Regions from separate parts of the Homo sapiens genome. Here regions 2, 3, 4 and 5 are each linked to region 1. Evidence: chromatin contacts called from ENCODE Hi-C or POLR2A ChIA-PET data. All regions are on one chromosome and are shown on one strand. The core of a region is the stretch at or near the end of the contact, and the rest is flanking DNA. Distances in the headings are between cores, read along the strand shown.

Evidence for each region. A loop is a pair of places that touch in the nucleus more often than their neighbours do. ChIA-PET counts read pairs that join two places held with the same protein, here RNA polymerase II (POLR2A). Pooled maps may share reads with other maps.
Region 2: a map of B cell shows a loop between it and region 1 (28-fold over the local background). The contact joins the promoter of ITSN1 here to the promoter of CCT8 in region 1. A Hi-C loop is called at or near these places in 1 of 168 maps with a recorded cell type or tissue (B cell), 1 of 37 single-sample maps with no recorded cell type and 12 of 50 pooled maps.
Region 3: a loop to region 1 is called in a map of B cell, with 8 times the contacts of the local background. The contact joins the promoter of GART here to the promoter of CCT8 in region 1. A Hi-C loop is called at or near these places in 2 of 168 maps with a recorded cell type or tissue (B cell and naive thymus-derived CD4-positive, alpha-beta T cell), 2 of 37 single-sample maps with no recorded cell type and 7 of 50 pooled maps. POLR2A ChIA-PET finds 5 or more read pairs at or near these places in 1 of 52 experiments (AG04450).
Region 4: a loop to region 1 is called in a map of B cell, with 11 times the contacts of the local background. The contact joins the promoter of EPCIP-AS1 here to the promoter of CCT8 in region 1. A Hi-C loop is called at or near these places in 1 of 168 maps with a recorded cell type or tissue (B cell) and 12 of 50 pooled maps. POLR2A ChIA-PET finds 5 or more read pairs at or near these places in 1 of 52 experiments (activated naive CD8-positive, alpha-beta T cell).
Region 5: a loop to region 1 is called in a map of B cell, with 30 times the contacts of the local background. The contact joins the promoter of CFAP298-TCP10L here to the promoter of CCT8 in region 1. A Hi-C loop is called at or near these places in 2 of 168 maps with a recorded cell type or tissue (B cell and naive thymus-derived CD4-positive, alpha-beta T cell) and 8 of 50 pooled maps.

What each region holds. Positions count from the first base shown.
Region 1 is chr21:29,072,331-29,075,007 of GRCh38, reverse strand. CCT8 (chaperonin containing TCP1 subunit 8) reads left to right here and starts at 1,360. Exons shown (of 15, transcript NM_006585.4): 1 at 1,360-1,477. The coding sequence starts at 1,418. RefSeq lists enhancers at 1,135-1,304, 465-1,376, 1,755-1,924, 1,377-2,288.
Region 2 is chr21:33,641,159-33,643,835 of GRCh38, reverse strand. ITSN1 (intersectin 1) reads right to left here and starts at 1,335. Exons shown (of 40, transcript NM_003024.3): 1 at 1,123-1,335. CRYZL1 (crystallin zeta like 1) reads left to right here and starts at 2,095. Exons shown (of 13, transcript NM_145858.3): 1 at 2,095-2,155. RefSeq lists silencers at 577-706, 1,027-1,126, 1,137-1,476 and an enhancer at 1,947-2,356.
Region 3 is chr21:33,540,761-33,543,437 of GRCh38, reverse strand. GART (phosphoribosylglycinamide formyltransferase, phosphoribosylglycinamide synthetase, phosphoribosylaminoimidazole synthetase) reads left to right here and starts at 1,321. Exons shown (of 22, transcript NM_000819.5): 1 at 1,321-1,373. It overlaps SON (SON DNA and RNA binding protein), which reads right to left and starts at 400. Exons shown (of 12, transcript NM_138927.4): 1 at 269-400. The coding sequence starts at 345. RefSeq lists silencers at 26-115, 1,156-1,445 and enhancers at 296-355, 260-991, 556-1,005.
Region 4 is chr21:32,770,760-32,773,436 of GRCh38, reverse strand. It overlaps EPCIP-AS1 (EPCIP antisense RNA 1), which reads right to left and starts at 1,337. Exons shown (of 4, transcript NR_024623.1): 1 at 1,129-1,337. PAXBP1 (PAX3 and PAX7 binding protein 1) reads left to right here and starts at 1,682. Exons shown (of 18, transcript NM_016631.4): 1 at 1,682-2,111. The coding sequence starts at 1,769. RefSeq lists an enhancer at 1,026-2,015.
Region 5 is chr21:32,611,028-32,613,704 of GRCh38, reverse strand. It overlaps CFAP298-TCP10L (CFAP298-TCP10L readthrough), which reads left to right and starts at 1,328. Exons shown (of 12, transcript NR_146639.2): 1 at 1,328-1,600. CFAP298 (cilia and flagella associated protein 298) reads left to right here and starts at 1,328. Exons shown (of 7, transcript NM_021254.4): 1 at 1,328-1,600. The coding sequence starts at 1,462. RefSeq lists enhancers at 1,087-1,196, 1,857-1,906.

The sequences.
Region 1 (2,677 bases), core at 111-2,610:
GTGAAGGGGAAGCAGACACATCCTACAAGGCTGGAGGAGGAGGAAGAGACAGAGTGGGGAGGTGCCACACACTTTTAAACAACCAGGTCTTATGAGAAGTCACTCACTATCACAAGAACAGCTGGGGATTATAATTCCACATCATATTTGGGCAGGCAATTCAAACATATCAGTGGCATTTACATTTTTGCAAAAATCCAAACCATATCAGTGGCATTTACATTTTTGCAATTTTTTTTTTTTTTTGAGACAGGGCCTCACTCTTGCCCAGGCTGGAGTGCAGTGGCATGATCTCAGCTCACTGCTGCCTCAACCTCCCAGGCTCAAGCAGATCCTCCAACCTTAGCCTCCCAAGCAGCTGAGACTACAGGTGCATGCCACCAAGCCAAAGGGATTTATATTTATCTATAAATTCATATATAAATCAGATATATTTATATAAAATGTGTATATTATATATATAAATCAGATAAATAAATATGTATTTATATCTGATCTTAAAAGAGTAAAAGGGATTTATATTCCCAGGAAGAAGTAGAAAAGAGGAATATAGATAGTGGTTAAGAACCGGCATTTTGCAATAAGTCTGATCTAGATAGGAATTCTAGCTTTAATATTTACTAGCTCTGTGATCTTGGGAAAATTATTTACAGTTTGTGAACTTCAGTTTCCCTTCTACAAAATAGAGACAGTACCATTTAATTTTTAATTTTTAATGGTATCGTCTCCATTTTATGGAAGGAAAACTAAATGGTATTTTAACCGACAATTCATTAATTTTTAAGACTGACCATTAACAGAGATACTGCATGTAAAGCAGATCACACAGAATATGGCACACTTGAGCACTTGATGTGTACTACATTACTCTTAGTGACGACTTTAATTATCGTGCGCATTCCCAGCGCTTCCTATGGTGCCCAACACAGAGCGGACGCCTAGAGACAATTTTGGGGGATGGGGCAGATGCTCTGCCTCGGGAAAAAAAAAGCACACCTGCCCTGACGTTGGTGGCTGGGTCTGGAAGATACGTGGAAATTAAGCTAAGGATGTGTGGCTTCCAGATCAAAAACCGCAAAAATCTAACGCCGTGACTACTGACTACGGTCAGAGAGCACAGACTGGAGCAACCTCTCACGGCCTGGGCTGTCTGCGCGTGCGTGAGCCAGAAACCCGAGGGGCTCCCTGGGCCCGCCCTATCGATCGACCCGATCGGGGATCGTCAGCTTGGTTCTGGCCACAGAGGTTGCTCTTCTCGCGATGCTTCAGACCTGGCGGCAGGGAAAGGGTGGGCTAATTGGAGAGCCAGGAAGAGCGTGAGGCGGCCCCACGCTGCTTTCCCAGAAGGCTGTGCGTGCTCCTCGCTTCCTCCGCGGTCTTCCGAGCGGTCGCGTGAACTGCTTCCTGCAGGCTGGCCATGGCGCTTCACGTTCCCAAGGCTCCGGGCTTTGCCCAGATGCTCAAGGAGGGAGCGAAAGTAAGGGCTGAAGGAAAGGAATGAGGTGGGAGCGTCAGCATAGGGCTGCGGCGGCCGCGGCGAAGTAGGAGGGCCTACTAACGGGCTGAGCGTGCTGCCCTGGCTCAGCGGCCGGGGGAAGAGAAGATTCCAGAAAGGGAGGTGATTTTGGAAGGGCTCGGCCACCGGAGCCTGCGGGCACTTCTCTTCTTCCGCGACCGGGAGAAGGCCGAGGGATCGGCGGCACGATCGACATTGTACACCTTGAAGGTGGACGGATGTGAAGCCGCGCGTGCGTTTTGCCTCCATCCGTAAATGGGGCTAAGGCCCGTCACCCTTAAAGGAGGTTGTGAGGGTGAAATTGAATAACGTAGATGAAATTGTCTTGAGAACTGCGACGTCGATTATCACATAGCTCGCGAGTTGTAGGATGGGGAAGAACGAGAACTAGCCGATCCAGAGAAGAGAGTGGGAAAAAGGGCCGGGTCTTGGTTGCTTGCTTCCCAGTGAGAAACATACGGCTTTCAGCTTAGTTGACAGAAGCCATGCGTTGTAGCCAAATGAGTTCCGGTCCCAACTTATGTTAGCTGGCTTAATCTAAAATGTAACTTTCTTGGGTTTTGTTTCCTTCGTCTTTAAATTATGGAGATTGGACCAAGAGGTGGTGTCTTTGAGTTCTGTGTAATCTGCAGGATAAGTGATAGAGGGGTGCAGATAACACTTTTGTTTAATGGCCTTTTCTTGAACGTTAGTTCGGTAGCATAGTTTTAAAAAATATCTTACTGCACTATTGATAAATTTGTCTCTTGTGCTATTCAAATTGCATTCCTCTGTGTGTCCTCCAGATTTTGTTAATTCAAGAAATAGATCAGTGTGGTTGAATTTAAGGTTTTATGCGAGGTACGGGGAGCATTAACAGTTTAATAGAACTAGGTTCATGTTTGTAGGATGCACTTTTCAAATAATGTCGGTATAGTAAGTAAATGTCAGGGTTCAAGGTAAATGTTGGTGGAATAATCTTTTGAAAATGATATGGGCTGATTCCCTTGAAAAAATCAGGCTGAGATAATAGCTTCCAATTTGGGTTTTTTTCACTAATACAGTTTTGGAAAACTCGTGTATCACAAAACATTATTTGTCATTCCAGTGCTAGTAGTTTTTTACAGAACACTGAGCTATTTCTTTCAATAAATAGGTACTGAAGGAACTGCAGTGAAAGAC
Region 2 (2,677 bases), core at 86-2,585, 4.6 Mb before region 1:
TACCCTCTTCATTGGCCTTGCCTTTATTATCTGTACGTTTTGATCAAGAGGAGCAGCAAGAGAAGAATGCCAACAGACAAGCACAAAGAAACGCATCTGGCCGGAGCCTGCATGTATCTAAATTTCCAGGTTGCTGCTGCCCTCAGAATAGCACTGATGATGGCAAAGTTCTAGAGGAAACTTTCATATTGAAGAGGCTATAAAAATCTCTATAGCCTCCAACTCCACAGAGAAGCCGCTAATCTATTTCTTCCAAAGCAAAGCCTTCTTGAGTCTGAATCACAACAAAAGATTGCCCATAGGAAATGTAATCTCCGAAGTTGTTTTCTAATCCCAAGGCAAGCAGAAGCGCAGGAAGGTGCGGCCGATTCCTCGCCGGTTTCCTTTTTTTGGGAATTCGGATTGCATTCGTGCAAGCAAGGGACTGCAATTGTGTCTTGGGTCCACACCACAAAACCGTGTCGGTGCGTAAGAAGGGAAGGGACGCGGCGGACCCGGGGACGCGCTCACAGGGCGCGGAAGACGCTCCCCTTTAAATGCCTTCAGGGGCGGCCCCGCGGCGCGCCCTGGGGCCGAACGGCATTGCCTGCCCTTCACTGACCCAGGATTCTGCAGGCTTGCGAGCGAGGGGCCGAGGAAGGAGCCGGGGCTCCAGGCAGAGGCGGCGCCGCTCCCGCCAACGCGGGTCCCCGGGAGGCCGGCGGGAGGCGAGGCCGGGCCGCCCCTCGCCGGCGGCCGAGGGCAGCGAGGTCAGCCCGGGAAGGAGCGGCCGCCCGGGGTCCCCGCGAGAGGAGGGAGCCCGCTCGGCGGCGGGGCCGCGGCGCCCATTCATCCCCACGCCCGTCCCGCGGCCGCCACCCCACGGCCCACCGCGGCCCCCGGCCTCCCAGTGCGGGTCCGCCCGCCACTCCGCCGCCACCCCCGAGGACGGGAAGGACAAGGCAGAGGGGCAGCCGCTGCCGTCTCTCGGGCGCGCGGCGAGGGGCTAAGGGCGGCCGGGGAGACAAGCGCCGGGCGCGGGACGGATGCCCCGGGCAGCCATCGCGCAGACCCCCGCGCCGACCCCCGCCCCCGCTGCAGCCGCCCGTGGTCCAGGCCGCCGCCTTGCAGCCCTCTCCTCACCTCATCTCCGGGCGGGTCCGCGCTGCCGCCCCAGGGACAAATCAGTGCCGCTCACGCGCCGCTGGGAGGGACGCAGGAGCCGCAGCCCCGCACACCATCCCCGCCCGCCTCTCTGTCCGTCCCGGAGCCCGCTCGGGATTCTTCCTCGCGAGCCGCCGTACTACGGAGCAACCAAGCTACGCTCCCTCCCCTGGCGCCTCCACTCTTCTCTACCTCCTTCGCTCCCTCCCTCGCTCCCTCGCTCCCGCCTATCTCCTCATCTCCCTCCGCTGCCTCCCCCGCCCCCCATCCACCATCCATCTCCGCCCATAAGTGGGTGGGGAAACCGCCAGCCAATTGGAAGAAGGGGCCCGCACCTTCTCACCACCCCCTACCACTGGCCCCGCCCACCGTGCGAACCCAAAGAGGGTGAGCCAAAGAAATGTAAGACAACAGAGTGACAAGCCGAATGAGCCAATCAGCAGGGGCTGTGTGGGGGCAGGATTAGCACTCTCCCCCTCCTCCCCATGTAGGCGTAACAGGAGATTTATGGTCTGAGGTTGCCTATCGTGGTTTATGGAGATTTTGTTGCACGATTTCGGTGCATCTGCTCGTTGCCGTGAGAGACACTAGATAGGATGCACTTAATTGACTTAATTATTGGAGGTTTTCAAGGAGAGAATAATGTGGAAAGGAAAAAGGCGAAGCACAACCCAAAGGGGTTGGCCGGGCCTATGGTTGGAATGAGGAAGGGTGTGGTCTTCGGCTAAAATTTGCATAAAACGGAACCCATCCGGGCGATTCCAACTTCGCCCATTTATTGGTAGTCCTTGGGGCGGGGCCTCGCCTCTTTCTCCGCCCCCGAGCGGAACATGACGGGAGATGTAGTTCCGAGACCGGTTGCCATGGCGTTCTGGACAGCCTCGCGAGTCCGACCCCGCCCTTCAGGAGTGACGAGCGGCCTGACCAATGGGAGCAGGGGGCGGGCTCTCTGACGAAGGACTGGAAGGTGGCGGTGGTGAAGGTGCAGGCCGTTGGGGCGGCTCAGAGGCAGGTGAGCCCCGGGAAACGCGTCCTGTGTCTTGGGAAACGGGCCTTTAAGCGAAAGGTGGAGAGATGCCCCACAGAACCGTGCAGCCCTGGGGAGGATGGTGGTTCGCGTCGAACCCTAACCTGGGACTTGTTCGGGCCCAGGCCTAGCTTAGCTGAGGCCGCTGAGGGGTGGGTAAGACTAGATTTGAGGGACAGTTTCCTGGACCTTGACGGGTTTTGATTGTAGGTCTTATCTCAGTTTGCATCTCCCTCTACTTTTATGGAGGCAGAGGTCTGGGAGTGCCCTTCCACTTAATCTCCCAGGTTGGGTTTTTCTCCTCTGCTTCTTGTTCCTAGAATTTGAGTGTCTTTTTCTTTCTCTGTTACTTCTTCTCAGCCACTTCTTTCTTCCTCATCACTTTGCTGTTTTCGGAAAGCAGTTAGTAGTTATTCGCTGTATGTGGCTTTTGAGCCAGATCGGCCCTCTTCATTATGCTAAACGGCGGAATCATCTGGAGCGAGATGTAAGCATCGCCTTGGGATA
Region 3 (2,677 bases), core at 72-2,571, 4.5 Mb before region 1:
AAACAGGGGAGAAGGGTGAACATCTTAACTCGGTTCTGAAACAGGGAGTCTTGGGTTACCTCGGAAAAGGCGAAGTTCCTCGAGGGAAAAGGAAGGGAGCGGCTGGGGGGGCGGTTGGGGGGGGCCCGGAAAATGGATCCCAGGCCCAGGCGGGGCCCTAGCGGGGCCTGAGCCGGGGAACGACTGCGTCTCCGAAGAAAGGTGCCAAAGAAGGCTAGGTGAGGGCCTAACGGTCCGTTGGGAGCAGAAGAATCTGGGAGGCGTTTACCTGGAAAGCTCCTGTTGAATTTCCCGGAATTTACTGACCACGAAAGACCTAAAAATCTGCTCGATGTTGGTCGCCATGGCGTCCGCTCCGTTCTCTCAACTCCTCCTCGCTAGTCCTCCAGGCTCCCAGCATGCCTCGGGAGGAGGCGCACGGGCCAATTCGGTCTCTCGCCTTCCTGATTGGCTCCAAAGGGAATGCCCGGTCCGGCCCGCTCCACCGAGGGACCAATCAGTGAGCACGGCCCTGCTCTCCTCTGCTGTTTCTGAGCGGCTGGGGTAGAGGTGCTGACGTTTGCGCCGCGCACGACTATGTCCGCCATGTTAGTGTCTGACGCAGGCGCCATTACAGGAGCCGTCTCTCTTGAGGCGACCGTGTCCGCATAAGTTGTCAGTCCCCAGCAGTGTTTGGGAGCCTTAACAGGCTTGCTAAGTGCCTGAGATTAAAGGCGAAGAGGAAGAAGAGCAAGAAGGGCAACCCGGTGTTTAACACACGGCTTTCAGGCGCTCTCAGGTGGCGCCAAGTTCAGTTTCGACAGGGATATGCATCCGGGAGAGAATTTTTCAGCCCCCGCCCCCACTGGCATGTGAGAGGAGGAACTCGCTGTTGCCCTGTGTCTTCCCCAGTGCGTTCTATAACCAGCCTCATTTTTTTTTTTAGCAATAGGCCGGATGTCCTAAGCGACCGGCATTCAAAGCCCGGTGCATTTTAGTCTCATCAGGAGTCAGGCGTGTCACGAGATTTTTCCGCGGTAGCTGCTCAGCTCTGACTCGTGAGCGGCGCACAATTGGCTAAGAATGGGTTTAGCATTTTGGCGCTCCCCCCCGGCGCTCCTGGAAACACTGCGTGGCACCCCGTACCACTGTCACATTATAAACGTGCTAAGGCTTGGGTGTCTCGGCTGGGGAGCAGTCAGGCAGCGCCCAGGGCGGGAGGGAATCAGACTAGATTCTCGCCGCGGAGACCCAGGGCCGCGCGGACCAATGGGGCAGGGAAGCCGTCGTAGGGCGGGGCAGTGAGGGGCGGTGCCGCGCTGGTCCCGCGCCGGTCCCGGTGGGCCGACTTCCGGCGAGCGGGCAAGCGGGAACCAGGTGGCCACCCGGTGTCGGTGCGTAAACCCCCTCCGCTTTTACACGGAGCGCGCTTAGGCTTTGGTTTGGGGATTTAAGATCGCGAACTGAGTGAAACCATAGAAACTGATTTGTAGAAATTTTCCTGTTGTTTGTAAATGCGGTGGGTGGGGGTTGGCCATGTGCTTTTCACTTGCTACTGTTAGCTGGTTTCTATTTGCTCTTTTACTTTTCCTGTTTTCTAAGATGTCAAGGCCTTTTTGTGTCTTTATACATTTTTAGGACATAACCCTAAATTGGTGTACTTTCTCTTTATGCACCCGTTGTCTCTGGCAGATTACTTGGTTAATTTTGTAGTTGGTTTCTACTTTATTCTCCATATCCTCTGATACGGCTTTATTTGCCTGTCTTATTCTGCTTATGTTACCCATTCTGAGGAATGAGGCCCAAGGTTAGTGAAGTCCCCCAAGGTCTTCCTGCTAGTATGGGGCAGCGTCTCTACCCAGGCCAAGGCGCTGTGTGAGACTCAGGAGCCCAGGCGTCCTCACCACTGGGTAGTAAGGCTATTTTCAGTGATCCACTAGAGTAAACAGAATTTTCCCACACTACTGCTATATTCAAACTAAAGATGTAACATTTGCTCTAGATTTAAAGATCTGTTTATTTCTGGCCGGATGTGATGTAATCCCAGCACTTGGGAGGCCAAGGTGGGTTGACCATTGGAGGTCAGGAGTTCGAGACCAGCCTGGCCAACGTAGTGAAACCCCGTCGCTACTAAAAATACAAAAATTCGCCTGGCGTGGCGGCGCACGCCCGTAATCCCAGCTACTTGGGAGGCTGTGAGGCAAGAGAATCGCTTGAACCCGGGAGGCGGAGGTTGTAGTGAGCTGAGATCACACCACTGCCCTCCAGCCTGGGCGACAGAGAGAGACTGTCTAAACAAATAAATAAATAAATAAAATAAAAAATCTGTTTATTTCAGATACACATGGCAAGTAAAATGTGTTTTCCCGTTACACTAAAGTAGCTGTTCCTTCCGAGACTGTAATTTAACAGGGTTTTTTTTTTTCCTTTCTCAAATTTTCAATGATCATCGTTTCACTTGTTGAGAGAATCTGAAGCAAAATTGCTTCTGTTAGGCTCCACCCCCTCTTACCTGTGTGACCTCCAGCAAGTTATTTACCTATCTGGGCCTCCTTGTCTTATCTGCAAATTGGTGATAGTAATAGTATCTCCCTCATAGGATTCTTTCATGACAAGCATTTTAAATAGTACCCTGCCCAAGGTTAAGTGCTCAAAAAAATGTTAGTTTTGTATATTGTCAGCTTACATTTTTCTTAAA
Region 4 (2,677 bases), core at 88-2,587, 3.7 Mb before region 1:
AAATAAATTACGGTATATCCCAACAATGAATCACTACGCAGGTGGGTTAAAAAAAAAAATAGACGGCCGTGCGCGGTGGCTCACGCCTGTAATCCCAGCACTTTGGGAGACTGAGGCGGGCGGATCACGAAGTCAAGAGATTGAGATCATCCTGGCCAACAGAGTGAAATACAAAAATACAAAATAAATTAGCTGGGCGTGGTGGCACGTGCCTGTAATCCCAGCTACTAGGGAGGCTGAGGCAGAAGAATCACTTGAACCTGGGAGGCGGAGATTGCAGTGAGCGGAGATCGCGCCATTGCACTCTAGCCTGGGCGACAAGAGCGAAATTTAGTCTCAAAACAAACAAACAAAAAACCAAAAAAACACAACCCTTCATATACAGATATGGGCCGATCTCCAATCTACGGTAGGCTAAAAATGCAGCTTACACACCATCTGTGTAAAAAGGGGAACACATTAAAATATGCATATTTATTTGCTTTTATGTTCATGGAACATCTTTAGAGGATCATAAGAAACTGTTAACATTGCCACTGAGGAAGTGAACAGCCTTCCAGACATGGGTGGATTTTTTTCACTCTACCGAATACCCTTTTAATTTCGAAACATCAAAATGAATTCGCATGCACAGGTGCATGCCCGAAGGAAAAACTTCTAGTTCGGTGATGAGATAGGGAAAGCCGGTGAGTTCAACCTTAGGCGCAATCACCCTGTGAAGGTGTGGCCAGCGAGGGCTTTGTCACGCAAGTCTGAGAACTGTCACAACCTTCCCCACCCCCTGCTCTATTTTCCTTCCACTTGTTTCTGAAACTCACTAAGCTTTGGAAAGTATTTAGTCATAGAATTGCTTGCAAACTTGGCATTCTTTAGAAAACACGGAAACACTTTTGCTTTCCTTGTTCCTGAAAGACTGGGGAACGGGGGACATCAAGCCAGGTAACATTGTATCATAACTGAAATTCAATGTCTTTGAAGTAACATTGTACCATAAATGAAATTCAATGTCTTTGAAGTAACATTGTATCATAAATAAAATTCAATGTCTTTCTAAGAGCTCTGTAGCTATAAAGCTGTAGAAATACAAAGTATTACTCAAGAATAACTAGTAATTACCAATAGTCACACCTCAGGTCAAAGTTTGGAGAGGACTATTCCACCTACTAGATCACACTTTCCTTCCCGAAAGCCGCTTCTCTCTCTGGCCTCTCCCCTCCTCCTCCTCCCTCATCTGTTTGGCGGGAGGCTTCCTCACATTACCGCTCCGCGTAAGTGCGAAGACGCACTGCAGCAGCGCCGTCTGAGGGACAACAGAGCCTACTCTTTCTTCTCATCTCTATGATCCTCTTTGTGACCTGTCAAACAACACCAGAGTTCCATGCTAATAGTACTCCACTCCGACAGAGAGCGATGCAAAGAGCCGACGCTCTCGCGAGAGGTGTGGGGCTCTCTCTCTCTCTCTCGCTCTCTCTCTCTCTCTCTCTCTCGCTCTCTCTCTCTCTCTCTCTCTCTCTCTCTCTCTCTCTCTCTCTCTCTCTCTCTCTCTCTCTCTCTCTCTCTCTCTCTCTCTCTCTCTCACTCTCTCTCTTTCTCCAAGTATTGAGAGCGCGTGGGAGCATAGGCGCATGCGCGCTCGTGGGGTGCGCGGTAGCAACAGAGGACTCGACCCGGCTGGAGCTCCGGAGAGCGCGCGTGCGCCGTCACGAGCTCGGCGCTGCCGGGGCCGCGGTGTGGAAGCGAGTATTCGACCGCCGTGCGGGCCGCGGGGATGTTCCGAAAGGCCCGGCGGGTGAACGTGCGCAAGCGGAACGACTCCGAAGAGGAAGAGCGGGAACGCGATGAGGAGCAGGAGCCGCCGCCGTTGTTGCCGCCGCCGGGCACGGGCGAAGAGGCGGGCCCCGGTGGCGGCGACAGGGCCCCTGGCGGGGAGTCGCTGCTGGGCCCGGGGCCGTCGCCGCCTTCCGCGCTGACCCCGGGCCTCGGGGCTGAGGCCGGGGGCGGCTTCCCCGGCGGCGCGGAGCCCGGCAACGGGCTGAAGCCGCGCAAGAGGCCTCGCGAGAACAAAGAGGTGCCCCGGGCCAGCCTGCTCAGCTTCCAGGACGAGGAGGAAGGTAAAGTGCGCGCTTCGGACGCCCTTAGACGGCCGCATCCCCGACGCAGGCCCCCGTCCCCCGCCCCCGTATTCTCTGGACGCCCAGCCCCGGAGCCCTGGAACGGAGTCCCCTGCCGTCCGACCGGCTGCGAATCTTCCCCAGCCTCCGGCCTTCTGCTCGGGCAAGGGACGCGTTCCCGCGCTGCCCCCAGCCTTTTCTTAACCACCTCCTCTGCCACGGGGCCGGAGCTCAGATCAGGCATTCAGAGTGTTTCAGGGGAAATTCGGTGTTCCCTGTCCTGCCTCTTTTCTGCCTGGCGTGTTTCAGGGCCAACTTGGTGTGGGTCCCCTGGCTGCTCTTGGCATGCTTTCCGAGCCCTCTGCAGGTCACTGCGCCCACACTTCTTGGATGCTCTGTCCAGGCATCCTCGACCATGAAGGCCGAGTTTGTAAAAAGGAATACTAGGAGAGGGAACAGAAGCCTGGAGTTGCAGCTCTGGTTCTGAGTGACCTTGGGCCAGTCCCTTGCAGTCGCTGAGCCTCAGTTTACCCATAAAAGTAATTAGGGGTAGCAGATACCCAGCC
Region 5 (2,677 bases), core at 79-2,578, 3.5 Mb before region 1:
ACATTACTCTCAATATCGCAGGGGTGTACACCCCACTGTGATATTTTTCTAAATATTCAGGGCGGGAGACGATAATATTACTCCCAATATCGCAGAAGGTGTACATTCCCTGACCATCAAACATAAGAAGTCCATCAACCTGTTTAGTTTTCTTTAGATCTGTATTTGAATTTGTGTTGTCCGTTTGTTTATTTATTATTTTTGAGACACAGTCTCACTCTGTCGCCAAGGCTGGAGGGTAGTGGCGCGATCTAGGCTCACTGCAACCTCCGCCTCCCGGGTTCAAGCAATTCTCCCACCTCAGGCTCCCTAGTAGCTGGAATTACTGGCACGCGCCACTACGTTCGGCTAATTTTTGTATTTTTAGTAGAGAAGGGGTTTCACCATGTTGGCCAGGCTGCTTTCGAACTCCTGACCTCAGGTGATCCGCCCTCCTCGGCCTCCCTAAGTGTTGGGATTACACGCGTGAGCCACCGCTCCTGGCCTGTCCATTTATTTTTGTTTTCTTTTTGTCACACTAAAATATAAGCTCCATGAGAGCAGTGACTCTGGATCTGTGGGGCCCGGAATAAACAGCGACTGACGCCGACTGCCTTCAGCAAGAGTCCGCTGGAGGATGGCTGGATATTTCTGGGAGGGTCGCTCTGGCAGGGGCCGCTGGAGCTACCCCAGCAACGCCATCCAAATCAACCTGAACGAAGAAGTGCGGACACTCGCCCTGGCCCCTCCGTCCTGAAAAGCTGACCCGCGCAAACAGCAGCGAACAGCAAGACTCAGTTCTGGGTCGCTGCCGCCGAACTTTCCCAGGCCGGAAACAGCGTGGAAACGTTGCCGGAAGTGGAGACTGAAAGCGGCGGAAGGGACGCTGGAATGTGGAGCGGTTGTGGGGCGGCAGCTGCGGAACTGCGCGATTGTGGTTCCCGCCGTATTTCCCGTTCCCCATCTAGTAACTCCCATCTCAGCCCACGTATCTCCCTGAGTGGAAATCTCGGGCCCCAGACCAGTCGATTGGGAGGTCCGCCCTCCCCTTCAGCGACTTGGTCTGTGTTTTGGCAGTTGCCGCGACAACAGTCACTTCCGGGAAGGGGCTCTGCGAATCTCCTTCCGTCGGTCCGCTCAGAATCAGCTGTCCTCTCAGACTGTGTGGGTGGTTTCCCCGGCCGCAGCTCCGTACGGGCTTGGATTGCTGGGCCTCGGTGCACCCCAGCCTCCCCCACTCGGGTTCTGAGCTTGAGCTGGCGGCTCTTTAACTCTGCTTCACTGTTGCTCTTGGCAACATCCACTTCCGGGAGCGAGTGCCGTTTCCCCCGCTCACCGCGGGCTAGGGAGCGTGGGATTCCGGACTGTGAGCGGCTGTTAGTGCGTCGCAGCTGCTGGCGATCCGGCGACCCTCGGCCGGCAGGACCCGCGGGCCACGCAGCCGGGGCCTTCTCAACGCCTCAGTACCTCGGCGGGACCGCCATGGTTCTGCTGCACGTGAAGCGGGGCGACGAGAGCCAGTTCCTGCTGCAGGCGCCTGGGAGTACCGAGCTGGAGGAGCTCACGGTGCAGGTGGCCCGGGTCTATAATGGGCGGCTCAAGGTGCAGCGCCTCTGCTCAGGTGCGGCTCGCGGGTGGGCCCATCCCGGACAGATCGAGAGACCGGCGTGGGATGGAGAAAGAGGGGCAGGGTGGGCCGAGGGGTCAGGTTTGTGAAGATTATTGAAGAGATTTGCAGCAGCCGGGGTTGAAACGGGACACTAGGGTTAACCGGAGATGAATAAGGAACCGGAGAAGATCCGGCCTGTCTGACACCCCGGGCTGGGAGGTGGGCCCAGGTGCCTCTCGGAGCCAGGATTTGGGGTGCTGCGAATAAGTGGAAATGGGCTGGGGAGGGAGGAGGGAGCCGAAAGGCCGGGCTGAACAGCAGACTTAGTGCAATTAATCACGTGTGAGGGGTGAGATGAGAACTAGGTGGGCTTTTAAAAGCTGAATTTACTATTTTTAGTCGCCCAATGTAAAGCAGCGAGCCACCTGGCTTTGGGACGGCCCCTTACAGTTGAGGAAGCCTTGGTGATCTTTCCCCGCCCTGGAAACGGCCTGTTGCGTTGCGGCGCCGTCTCCCTACCCCGCGCAGGTTCCAGGGCACCCGCTTTGCCGCAGAACTTTCCGGCGGTGGAAGGGCCCCCATCTGTGCTGTCCATTGGGCAGCTGCCGGCCACTTGTGGCCGTAGAGCATTTGGAATGTGGCTAGTGCGGCCAGGCAACCGAATTTTACATTTGCATTTTAATTAATTAAATATATATAAATATAAATAAATACCATATATATAGTATATATGAATATAAATAAATTATATATATGTATATATAAATATAAATAAATTATATATATATATATATATATGGTATGTGTGTGTGTGAGAGACAGGGTCTTACTGTTGCCCAGGCTGGAGTGCAGTGGCGCGATCTCTGCTCACTGCAACCTTCGCCTCCCGGGTTCAAGCTATTCTCCTGCCTCAGCCTCCCAAGTATCTGAGATTACAGGCGCCCACCACCACGCCCAGCTAATATTTGTATCTTTAGTGGACACGGGGTTTCATCATGTTGGCCAGGCTGGTCTCGAACGCCTGACCTCAGGTGATCCGCCTGCCTCCGCCTCCCAAAGTGCTAGGATTACAAGTGTGATCCATCGCGT